Linked DNA regions of Homo sapiens: region 1 is linked to region 2. Evidence: chromatin loops called from intact Hi-C (ENCODE). Cell type or tissue: B cell. All regions are shown on one strand. Links, peaks and the distances in the headings refer to the core of each region. The heading gives the core; the rest is flanking DNA. Region 1 holds the start of LOC105371980 (a long non-coding RNA gene). Region 2 overlaps TWSG1 (twisted gastrulation BMP signaling modulator 1).

What was found. Peaks named below come from ENCODE experiments on the same cell type or tissue, not always from the same donor. Only the 100,000 strongest peaks of a DNase experiment are listed, where the experiment ranks them.
Region 1: it touches region 2 in a loop (2.9-fold over the local background); 2 of 110 quality-filtered maps call a loop at or near these places.

Annotation. Positions count from the first base shown.
Region 1 is chr18:9,401,861-9,407,242 of GRCh38, forward strand. TWSG1 (twisted gastrulation BMP signaling modulator 1) reads left to right here. Exons shown (of 5, transcript NM_020648.6): 5 at 1-560. LOC105371980 (a long non-coding RNA gene) reads left to right here and starts at 2,533. Exons shown (of 3, transcript XR_001753550.2): 1 at 2,533-2,936; 2 at 4,174-4,312. In B cell, for the core only: no CTCF peak of the experiment used is centred there; a DNase peak (open chromatin) is centred at 2,851; H3K4me3 peaks cover 1,482 bases; H3K27ac peaks cover 832 bases.
Region 2 is chr18:9,349,225-9,354,606 of GRCh38, forward strand. All of the region lies in intron 2 of TWSG1 (twisted gastrulation BMP signaling modulator 1), which reads left to right. Among named protein-coding and RNA genes, the nearest start is that of TWSG1, 17 kb to the left of the region's middle. In B cell, for the core only: no CTCF peak of the experiment used is centred there; no DNase peak of the experiment used is centred there.

The sequences.
Region 1 (5,382 bases), core at 318-5,317, 53 kb after region 2:
GTTATTACTTTTTTTATAACCAGATTTTTAAAGCACTAGGTTTTAAATCAGTGGGTATCATAAAAGCCATATATAAAAGATCCTTTCTTATAGTAAGACTTGTGCTTGTTAGCAGGTTTTTCTGTTAGTTTTTCCCCCATAACATTTAATTATTACTAAAATTGTATTTACAATAGTGGTGCCAAATCAAATGGTAATTTAAATAAAATCTATTCTGTGTTTATGTAGGGTGGTATAAAAAAGAGGTCTTCATTTAGACATGTGATTTCTAAAATTCCAGAAAGCAAAATTGATAAGATGTTAGAAATTTGGACCATTATTTATAATCAGGGTAGCATTAAAATGGAGAAAAGAAAGTTTTCTGAAAAAATGCAGTAAATATAAGCCACATTTCTAAAGTTTATTTTTATGAAAGCTTCTTTTAAGATTTTGAAATCTATTCTGCATTCCCAAGAGTTTATGTTTATTGTATTTTATATGATCTACAACATATAAAATTGTGTATTTTTCTTTGGTTGTCCCTATTAACAAAAAAGTATTTTAATAAAAAATTGAAATGAGTGAGTCATATTTTTTGTTAACTTCAGCATAGACATAAATTTGACATTCTGTCTAAAGAAGATAGTGTTTAAGTGATCAGCGGGCCGGGTGCGGTGTCACTTTGGGAGGCTGAGGTGGGCAAATCACTTGATCTCAGGAGTTCAAGACCAGCCTGGGCAACATGGTGAAACCTCGTCTTTACAAAAATAAAAAAATTATCCGGGCATGTTGATGAGAGGTGAAGCCACCTGGACTTCTTGTTTCGAGTGGGGACTTGGAGAACTTTTCTGTCTTACAAGAGGATTGTAAAATGCACCAATCAGTGCTCTGAAGCTAGCAAGAGCATTGTAAAATGCACCAATCAGTGCTCTGTAAAACACACCAATCAGCGCTCTGTAGCTAGCAAGAGGGTTGTAAAATGCACCAATCAGTGCTCTGTAAAACACACCAATCAGCAGGATCCTAAAAGTAGCCAATCGCAGAGAGGATTGAAAAAAGGGCACTCTGATAGGACAGAAACAGAACATGGTGGGGAGGGGCCAATAAGGGAATAAAAGCTAGCCACCCCAGCCAACAGCGGCAACCAGCTCGGGTCCCCTTCCACCCTGTGGAAGCTTTGTCCTTTTGCTCTTCACCATAAACCCTGCTATTGCTCTCTCTTTGGGTCCGTGCCATCTTTAAGAGTTGTAACACTCACTGAGAAGGTCTGCGGCTCCATTCTTGAAGTCAGCAAGACCACGAACCCACCAGCAGGAGCCAACTCCAGACACAGTAATTATGTGCCTGTAGTCCCACCTACTCTAGAGGCTGAGGTGGGAGGATCACTTGAGCCCAGGGAGGCGGAAGCTGCAGTGAGCCCTGATTGTGCCACTGCACCTCTGCCTGGGTGACAGAGCAAGACCCTGTCTTAAAAAACAAACAAACAAAAAAAACAATCAGCAAAGAATGTTCTTTTCTCAGGATGTCTCTACAGATTCTCTCAGAACAGATCTTAGAACATTTTGCTGTCTGCTTTTTCATATGCTTTATTCCAATATGGGGGAACCTTTTAAATGAATACTTTACTATTCTGCTTGCTCTGTGGGCCTTCAGATGCCAACCAACTTTATAAGAATGATCTAAAGGTTGCAAGGAGTTGCAGAAGGATCAAGGTAGGGAAAAACCTTTCTCAGCTCTCCCACAGGATACTGTTAGAATTGAGAGCCACAAACTGTGCTGCCATGGCAAAATCCACCTTATTTCAGAGTCCATGTTTTGGCAGCCTCGTGCCTGGGGGATCTAGAGAGGGGAAGAACTCAAGAGGACAGCCTGAGTGACTTAAGAAAGGAGCTGGGGCATTCGGAAGGTAGGATGAGTTTCAAGGACAGATACAACGTTTGACCAGGAAAGCTGTGCTTTTGCTGAAGGTGTCCACACAGCAGCTAGTCATGTGGACAGTCAGAGAGAGTGAAGCTGAGCTGGAAGGGGAGGCATCCAAGCCCAAGGCTCCAGGAGACATTGCAGACAACATGGCGCATCCGGCCCCATGGGGCTGCTCCAGACCTGGCAGGCACTGAGCTCAGTAAGCCAGGCAGACATGCCATTAGCGCCATTAGCTGGTGGGTGTTAGCCATTACAGCTCTTTGACCTTTGAGCTTTAACTAACCAGTAAAAAGTAAATGTGGGCCAGGCGCAGTGGCTCACGCCTGTAATCCCAACACTTTGGGAGGCGGAGGCGGGCAGATCACCTGAGGTTAGGAGTTCGAGACCAGCCTGGCCAACGTGGTGAAACCCCGTCTCTACTAAAAAATACAAAAATTAGCCAGGTGTGGTGGCACGTGCCTGTAATCCCAGCTACTCAGGAGGCTGAGGCAGGAGACTCGCTTGAAGCCGGGAAGCGGAGGTTGCAGTGAGCCGAGAATGCGCCGCTGCCCTCCAGCCTGGGCCACAAGAGTGAAACTCCGTCTCAATTAAAAAAAAAAAAAAAAAGTATGTTCTACCTCCTTTTATTTTAAAGTCTGCTTGAAGTGTGGAGTCAGCAACAACTCCAAGGTTTGGCTTTTGAGATGAGAATTCTCCGTGCAGATGCAAAGAGGAAAAGAATTCTGCCCCCTCCCAGTAATGCTGGGAAACCTGGAGTCCGCGCTGTGACTCACCGAATGACGCCTGGAGAGTGCAGGCGCCCCGCCAGTCAGGGAGACAGGACTTCCCTCACTGGGCTGAAGATAGCCCCTGAAGTTAGGCACAGTCACCGGCGAAATATCTTTATGGCAGAAATGTGTTTCCTGCCCGTCTAACTTAGGTACTTCCCTCTGCAGCCAGCGTAATCTTTCTAGAACACGTGTACCGGTAATTACTGCTTCCACCCCCAGTTCTAGGCAAAGAGCAAGGCCGTTGCGCTCGTCTGCCTCGGAAAGGTATGAGTTACCCACTAGGAAGTCGAGCAAGGGCAGAGAACCTATCTCTTGTTTTCCTGAAGCCTCCCTGGCTCCGGGGTGTTCTGCTAGGGGAAGGGAGAGAATGAGGCCTTTGAGGGCCTGAGAGAGGGGCCAGGAAGGTAGGTCCCAGAGGCCCAGGTCTCTTGACCGTGGAGACCAGCGCTCTCGGCCCGTGACTCACGGGAAACCCGAGCCTGCAGTTGCTTCTTTCCAGGGGTTTCTACTTAGAAATATTAGCAGCCCAGCCCTCATTGTCCAAAGCCCCCAAGACTTGCCACCAGGGTTCTGTGAGTCCCAAGATGGGTGGCAGAGCCTCTCTCCTGGCCAGTGTTGGATGGGATGAGGCTCAGAGTCGGATTTTACTTGATTCCAAGAAAACAATGAGACAGAATGCGTTGCAGCCCTGGGTTTGTGGACTGCATTTGTGTCCCAAGACTCCTTGTCTCACAGCCTCGGCTGGCATCTCCTCTTCCTGTCTCATGTCTTATCCCCACTCCCATCACTGCTGACCCCTGCCTCAGCAGGCCAAGCTCGTGCTGCCGTCTCTCTCACCCTCAGGCTGTCGCAGGAGTTGTTTCCCCTGCTGGACCTGCTTTCTGTGCAGATTGTGGCTCCTTGCTCTGACCTCCCTTTTTTTTTTTTTTTTTTTTTTTTGAGATGGGGTCTCCGTCTGTCACCCAGGCTGGAGTGCAGTGGCACCATTTTGGCTCACTGCAGCCTTCGCCTCCCTGGCTCAGCGATCCTCCTCACCTCAGCCTCACAAGTAGCTGGGTTCACAGGTGCACACCACAATGCCTGGCGAATTTTTTGTTATTTTTGACAGAGACGGGGTTTTGCCGTGTTGGCCAGGCTGGTCTCAAACTCCTGAGTTCAAGTGATCCACCCGCCTCAACCTCCCAAAATGCTGGGATTACAGGCATGAGCCACTGTGCCTGGCCCTCTGACCACTTCTAAAGGAGCAGCCCCTCCCCACTCCCCCATCCCATTTGTCTGCTTTCTTTAACAGCAGACACCTCTCCAAAAGTATTCATCGGTTACTTGTTTATCATGCATTCTCCTCTTAGACTGTGGGGCCCTTGAGGGCAGGGACCTTGTTTCTTTGGTTTGTCACTGCCCTAAACACAGCTCCTCAGCACCTAATGTCTCACACTCAATGGGCACCAGCTCTTCTGTGGATGAGTGATGGCGAATCTTAACCTACATATGCTTTAAACAGTGGCTCCTCAGTGCCCTCAGACAAGTAAGTGTCAACTGTGCAGCAGACCTCTCAGATCCAGGCAGCATGTCCCTGCTCACCACTAGGCCCATCTCAGCAGTCCAGGTGGACATCCCCTGGAGCCTCTGTCACTCCCCCTGTAAGTATGGTTTCATCAATCTGAGACACTTGTCCCTCTGCGTCCGTTCCTCACGCCTTTCACTGAGCGGCTCACAATGGTGTAGCCTTTGACCCCAGGACATTCCTCAGCAGCATCCTAACTTCATCATTACCCTACACTTCCGCTTCCCACACTTCAACCTGGTGTCCAGGTTTCTACTGGGCTATTTGCAGTATTGCAGATACACCTTTAGCCACGTGGCTGAGGCCATTTTTAGACTGCTGACCCATGCAGGCTTTGTGGGAGACTAAGGGACTTCTTTAGCAACCTAGCAAGAAGACCGTGCATGATGATATGAATTTTTTTGGTGTCCTTGAGGGCAAATTTTATTTGCAGAAGACACTACACAGAAACTAATGTTCATTTTTAAAATTAATGTTTAATGTATATAATTTACAAAATCAAACTTAGTTCTTCCGTAAGTTTTTAAAAACAGTTTACAAATATTTCTTCTAGCAGCCTAACTATATATCTAATAATCGTTTTTACAGGGCCCTCATTCAGTATTTGCCGAGTACTTCAACAGCTAATAAACTCACTATTGAGGTGAGCCTGTTGAAATTTCCAATACTGCACATAAACAGGAAGATTTCAACTCAGAATCAACTCTCATTCAATTTCACACTTACCAATTTTAAATTGGAGTTGTGAGGTTGTGTTCTAATAAGCCAAATCCTCTAAAATACTCAAATATGCCCATTCTTAACACAATAGTACTAATGATATAGTTTTGAGTCTTTTATCCCAGATCCTCCAAATCATTTCATGGTTGAAAAACAGGTTCTGGTTAAGCAAAACAGGTCACAGAGGTTTCTATGGCCTCAGTAAAATAGGTGCCAGAGAACTTGGAAATAGAGGAAGACCAGATTAGAGGTCAAGACTTAGCCAACATTTAGCCAGACACACCCCAAAACATAAGTCAAGAAGGGCCTGCCCCTGGACAAGCAGGGCAAAATACGTGCTCTTTACAGATAATTTACTACCAAGACGAAGAGTATGCCCAGTTTTCTTCCCAAATTTGCCAGTCATGTTGTTTCTCTTCTCAGAGG
Region 2 (5,382 bases), core at 153-5,152:
TTTAAAATTTGGATCAATATTATGCTATACCCCAGAAATCTCAAGTCCCATTTTGTATTAAGAGTGGAAAAACTCCTATATTAACTTGTGAGTACTTTGGCTAATATTTATGATAGTTTTTAGGATGACATAAACATTGTATTTCATGAAAATATTCAAAATTGGGTTCAGAGATAATGCATCATTTTAGTACTTTGTTGTCTGAACATTTATTTAGCTCTTTTATGTGCTAAATTGACAGTCTGCTTTTTTATTCTAAAAATTGATTTAGTTATTAAATAAATCTTAAGTTTTCTGAAATAAGTTGGAATTTTAAAATAGTTTACTTCTCATTAATAATTCTAGCTTTTAAAAGTATATTTTGTCTTAAGTTAAAAATAAATAGTTCAGGTAAGTTTAGGGCTTCCTTAATTACAGTAAACTAAAGAATTAACTTTTTCTTCTTTTTTTCTTAATCAGTGCAAATTAGATTCAACTTTAGTCTCTTGCTATAGTTATCTTGATTTGTTAGTACACTAGTAATATTTTGGTTTACAATGTAAAATGTTTTCTCTTTTCTCTCGTGAACATTATTTTCCTAAATTGTTTCTTTCCTCTTCATCCCATTTTCCTGCTCTTAAAAGTTGTGGTGCCATGGCTGGGTGCAGTGGCTCACGCCTGTAATCCCAGCACTTTGGGAGGCTGAGGCGGGCAGGTCACAAGGTCAGGAGTTTGAGAACAGCCTGACCAACATGGTGAAACCCCGTCTCTATTAAAAATACAAAAATTAGCCGAGCATGGTGGCGTGCACCTGTAATCCCAGCTACTCAGGAGGCTGAGGCAGGAGAATCGCTTGAACCCAGGAGGTGGAGGTTGCAGTGAGCCGAGATCGTGCCACTGCACTCCAGCCTGGGCAACAGAGCGAGACTCCATCTCAAAAAAAAAAAAAGTTGTGGCGCTAACCTATTTTTGTCCTGTTTTGCTTCAGTTAACACCCCATGAAAATCTCTGAAATTAATGTTCAAATGTAATGAGTTAGGCCTGATATAATTTAAAGAAAGAATACATCGTTTCCCTCCAAATGTTTAATGCAGTTATAGTAGCTGCTAATATATAAATGGAGATTAAAATTTATTTTCACTAGTTGTTTCACCTGTTGCATTGTTAAAACAAAATGAGGATTTCACTGGGACACACGGACATTTTCAAACATACATAAAGTAGGAAAAATTGTAAAATAACCCCCCCATTTACCCATTACTCAGCCTCAACAGTGATCAACATGTGGTCAGTCTCATCTGTACCTACTCCCAACTCACTCCAGCTGGATTCTTTTAAAGAAATTCACTGGGGGACTTGTACAGTAAGTAGGATTAGCATCTAAATGTTTGTTACTAGGTTTATGTGAGAAAGAGGCACTGTTTGATATATTTTGGTAATTCATATATATACATGAACTTGTATGCTGACTTATTTAGCCAAAAATAAGTACTCTTTTCAATACTGATTCATTCAAGTGTATGTTATTTTCAGGACAAAAGTTTACCAATCAGTTAGAATTTGTAAAGAACAACATGCTAATGAGGTTGGGTTGATATTTCTCTCCTGGGTTTGAAGATTCATGTGATGCCCTCCTTAAAGAGTATTATGGCAAAACAGATTTGTTATAACCCAATCTAATTATAATTGTTTATTCTTTTGAATAGGGGCTAATTGAATATTTTATTTATTTATTTATTTATTTTAAAATACTCATTTGACCTAAGTAAAAGTAGTGTCAGCATAGGTATAATATAATGCTTCATTGATTACTTATGCTTACACAATATGCAAGTAAATACTTAATTAGATTTATTCCTACATTTCTGTTTTTTAGCTCAAGACATTATAAATACTTAGTTTCCTTAATTTAAGAACCTCAGTTTGTGTTTTTAAATATCTTTTGTAATTGTTCAAACATTAATTAAACTGGATCTTAAGAAGTCATAATATCCAAATAAATTAAATGTTTATTTGCTATTATAAAAATATATTTTCTACCCCCAAATTCAGAAAATACAGAGAAGTAGAAAAAAAGAGTAAAACGTTCTTAGTCCTATTATCCAAACACATACTACTCTTACTATTTTGATATAGCTCCTTCTGGTTTTTATTCTCTGTTTAGATTATTTTTAACAATTTTATGGTATATACAACTTTTGTGTTTTACATTTTCACTAGCATTATTTTATGTTTCTTTGAAAAAAATTATGTTTGGTTAGAAAATTTCAGTTTTAGGTTAAAAGTAAATTAAAGCAATATATTTTCAGAGTTAGAACTGTCTTCTGCATTGCTTTAATACCAACTTAATGCTTTATATTTTTCAGTTTAGGTTTATTTCTTTAAAATTTATGAAGAAACCCCAGTGTACCATGCTGGGTTTTTTTTTTTTTTTTTGTCTTTTTGTTTTTTTGTTTTTTGAGACAGAGTCTCGCTTTGTCACCCAGGCTGGAGTACAGTGGCTCCATCTCAGCTCACTGCAACCTCTGCTTCCTGGGTTCAAGTGATTCTCCTGCCTCAGCCTCCTGAGTAGCTGGGATTACAGGCACGCATCACCACCCCCAGCTAATTTTGTATTTTTTTAGTAGAGATGGGGTTTCGCTGTATTGGCCAGGCTGGTCTCAAACTCCTGAGCCCAAGCAATGCATCCACCTTGGCCTCCCAGAATCCTGGGATTACAGGCATGAGCCACTGCTCCCAGCCTGTTCACTGTTTTTAGATGTACAGTTTTATGATTTTTGACAAACATGTACTCATGTAACTACTACTACAATCAAGATAGAGAATATTTTTCATCACCCTAAAGCATTCCCTTGTGCCCCCTTTGTAGCTGGACCTAGCTTTTTCCCTAGCCTCAGCCCCTGGCAACCACTGATTTGATTTTTTTTCTCTATAGTTTTGCCTTTTCCAGAATGTTATATAAAAGGAATCATACAGTATATAGCCTTTTGTTCTGTCTAGCTTCTTTCATTCAGTATAATGCTTTGAGATTCATCCATATTATTGTGTGTGTTGGGTAGTTCTTTCCTTTTTATTGATGAGTAGGATTCCTTTGTGTGGATGTACTACAATTTGTTTATCCATTCACTGATTGTTGGACCTTGCGTGGTTTCCAGTTTTCAGTAATTATGAATGATGTTGATACTTTCCCATATGGGTCTTTTTATGGACCTATGTTTTAATTTTTCTTGAGTAAATACCTAGGAATGGGATTGCTGGGTCACCGGAGCATTTTGATATTCGTTATCTCATTGGGATGCCCAAGTTTGTAAGGGAAAATCCAGGAACACCATTCCTTTTTTATGACTGGGAAACCGAGACTCAGGGTTGCAAACAGCTTATGGGCTTAAAACCAGATCTTGTAAGTCCAAGTCATTTGCTATCTTTACTAGAATATAATGTTGTTTTCAATGACGTTTCCTTGTTTTATTATAGCAACAGGGTTAACAAATCTCTCAGATCTTTGCAACAAGAATGGAAATATTTATCAGTAACTGAGAGTCAATATTAATAAGATTCTTCCTCAAGTTGTTAGTTTCCATTTCTGGCCTAGAAATTTGGGAGTTCATACAATAAATGTTAACTCTTAAAGTCTAATCTTAATCTTGGATAAATATACTCCCCCTCAATTTATTTTGCATAAATAATTAATATCTGACCAGAGCATCAGTTGTATAGTCATGGCACTGTGTAACAACATTTTGGTCAATGGCAGACAACATATATGATGGTGGTCACATAAGATTATAATACTGTATTTTTATTGTACCTTTTCTATGTTTAGATATGTGTAGACATGCAAATATTTACCATTGTGTTATAATTGCTTACAGTATTCAGAACAGTAACATGCTGTACAGGTTTGTAGCCTAGGAACAATAGGCCATACCATATAGCCTAGGGTTATAGCAGGCTCTACCATGTAGGTTTGTATAAGTATATACTGATATTCATATAACAACAGAATTGCCTAAGGATGCATTTTTCAGAATGTATCCCTATCCTTAAGCGATAAAGCGTGACTGTATATGGAATAAGATTCTTCTCTAAAGATGATCGAATCTGTCTTCTGGCATCTAAAAATTTGAAATTCTCTGTCATATTGAAGGTTTTCCTTAATATAAATGTAGTAAAATACATTTTGAATGATTAGATTTTTCCCTCAAACTTTTCATCCTGCCAGACTTTCATTTCATATAAGCTTTGAAAACAGTTTGCCAAATTCTCTCTAAATACTCATACTGGTCAATAGAGAGTAGCTCAAATGTATAAATTTCAGTTTACCATTTAGTGTAAAGTTTTAATTTTTTTCCATCATAAAATTATTGAACAACGTGTCTACCAAACTTTAAGAACATCTAGCATAGTTATTTACACATAGAAGATGTCTTATTCCATATTACCTTGCCTCTAACATGCAAGAGCAGTGGTGGTAGAAAAAGCCTTGAGTCAGAAGACCTTGTTTCAAAGCCGCAGTTGTGTGAACTCACAGAAATCATGAAACCACTCATTCTCAGCCTTCTCTTCTCCACATGAGGAACAACCACACTTTCTCTGTGACTTGCAGACTAGGGAAGCAGAAGATATAGTCATTAACCAGCTGAAGCGACAACAAAAAAAATTAAGTATTGCATTCCAAGTCACTGGTTTTGCAACTCTTAGCCAATGAGTCCAATTTTACCTTTACAAACAATGATTAAACTTGGGCAATAGCATTTCTAGTTGTATTCAGGTACTGAGAGTGAAAGATATAATAATGCCTTTGATTAAACAATCTAAAGAATTATCTAAGTTTAATTATAGGCTTATTCTTTCTAAGAGAGTAATAACTGTAATTATTAAAATGTTAATTTAATGAAAAATAACTTTTATATTTCTCATTTTAATGTTTACAAAACAGGAATACCTAACCATAACTGGGGTCAAATTCTAGCCACTAATTGAATGAAGTTGTATAAATTTCATGACTTCACTTAAAAAATAAGGATAATAACGACATGAATCTTTATGAGATTCAAGACAATGCATATAAAATACTTAGCACAGTGCCTATAAGGGTTAAATAGAACCCATTTAAGGACTTTGGGGGAGGTGGTAGCAGTAAATAATTGGAAGCATTGAGTCAGTCTTTATTTTGGACTTCAGGGAACTTGGTGTTTAGTTTTGATCACATGTTCCATTCAACTGAGCAGAACCCAAATTTAGTCATAGTGAGGTTAGTAAAATATATAAATAACCCAGTCCAAAGAGAAGATTCTAAATTTCAACTCTACCGTATTTTCTGTTTAAGGAGTGGAGACTTTGAAATAATAGTAAAATAGAAACTGATGAAGTTTATGAAGGTGATAAAAAATGAGAAAGTGG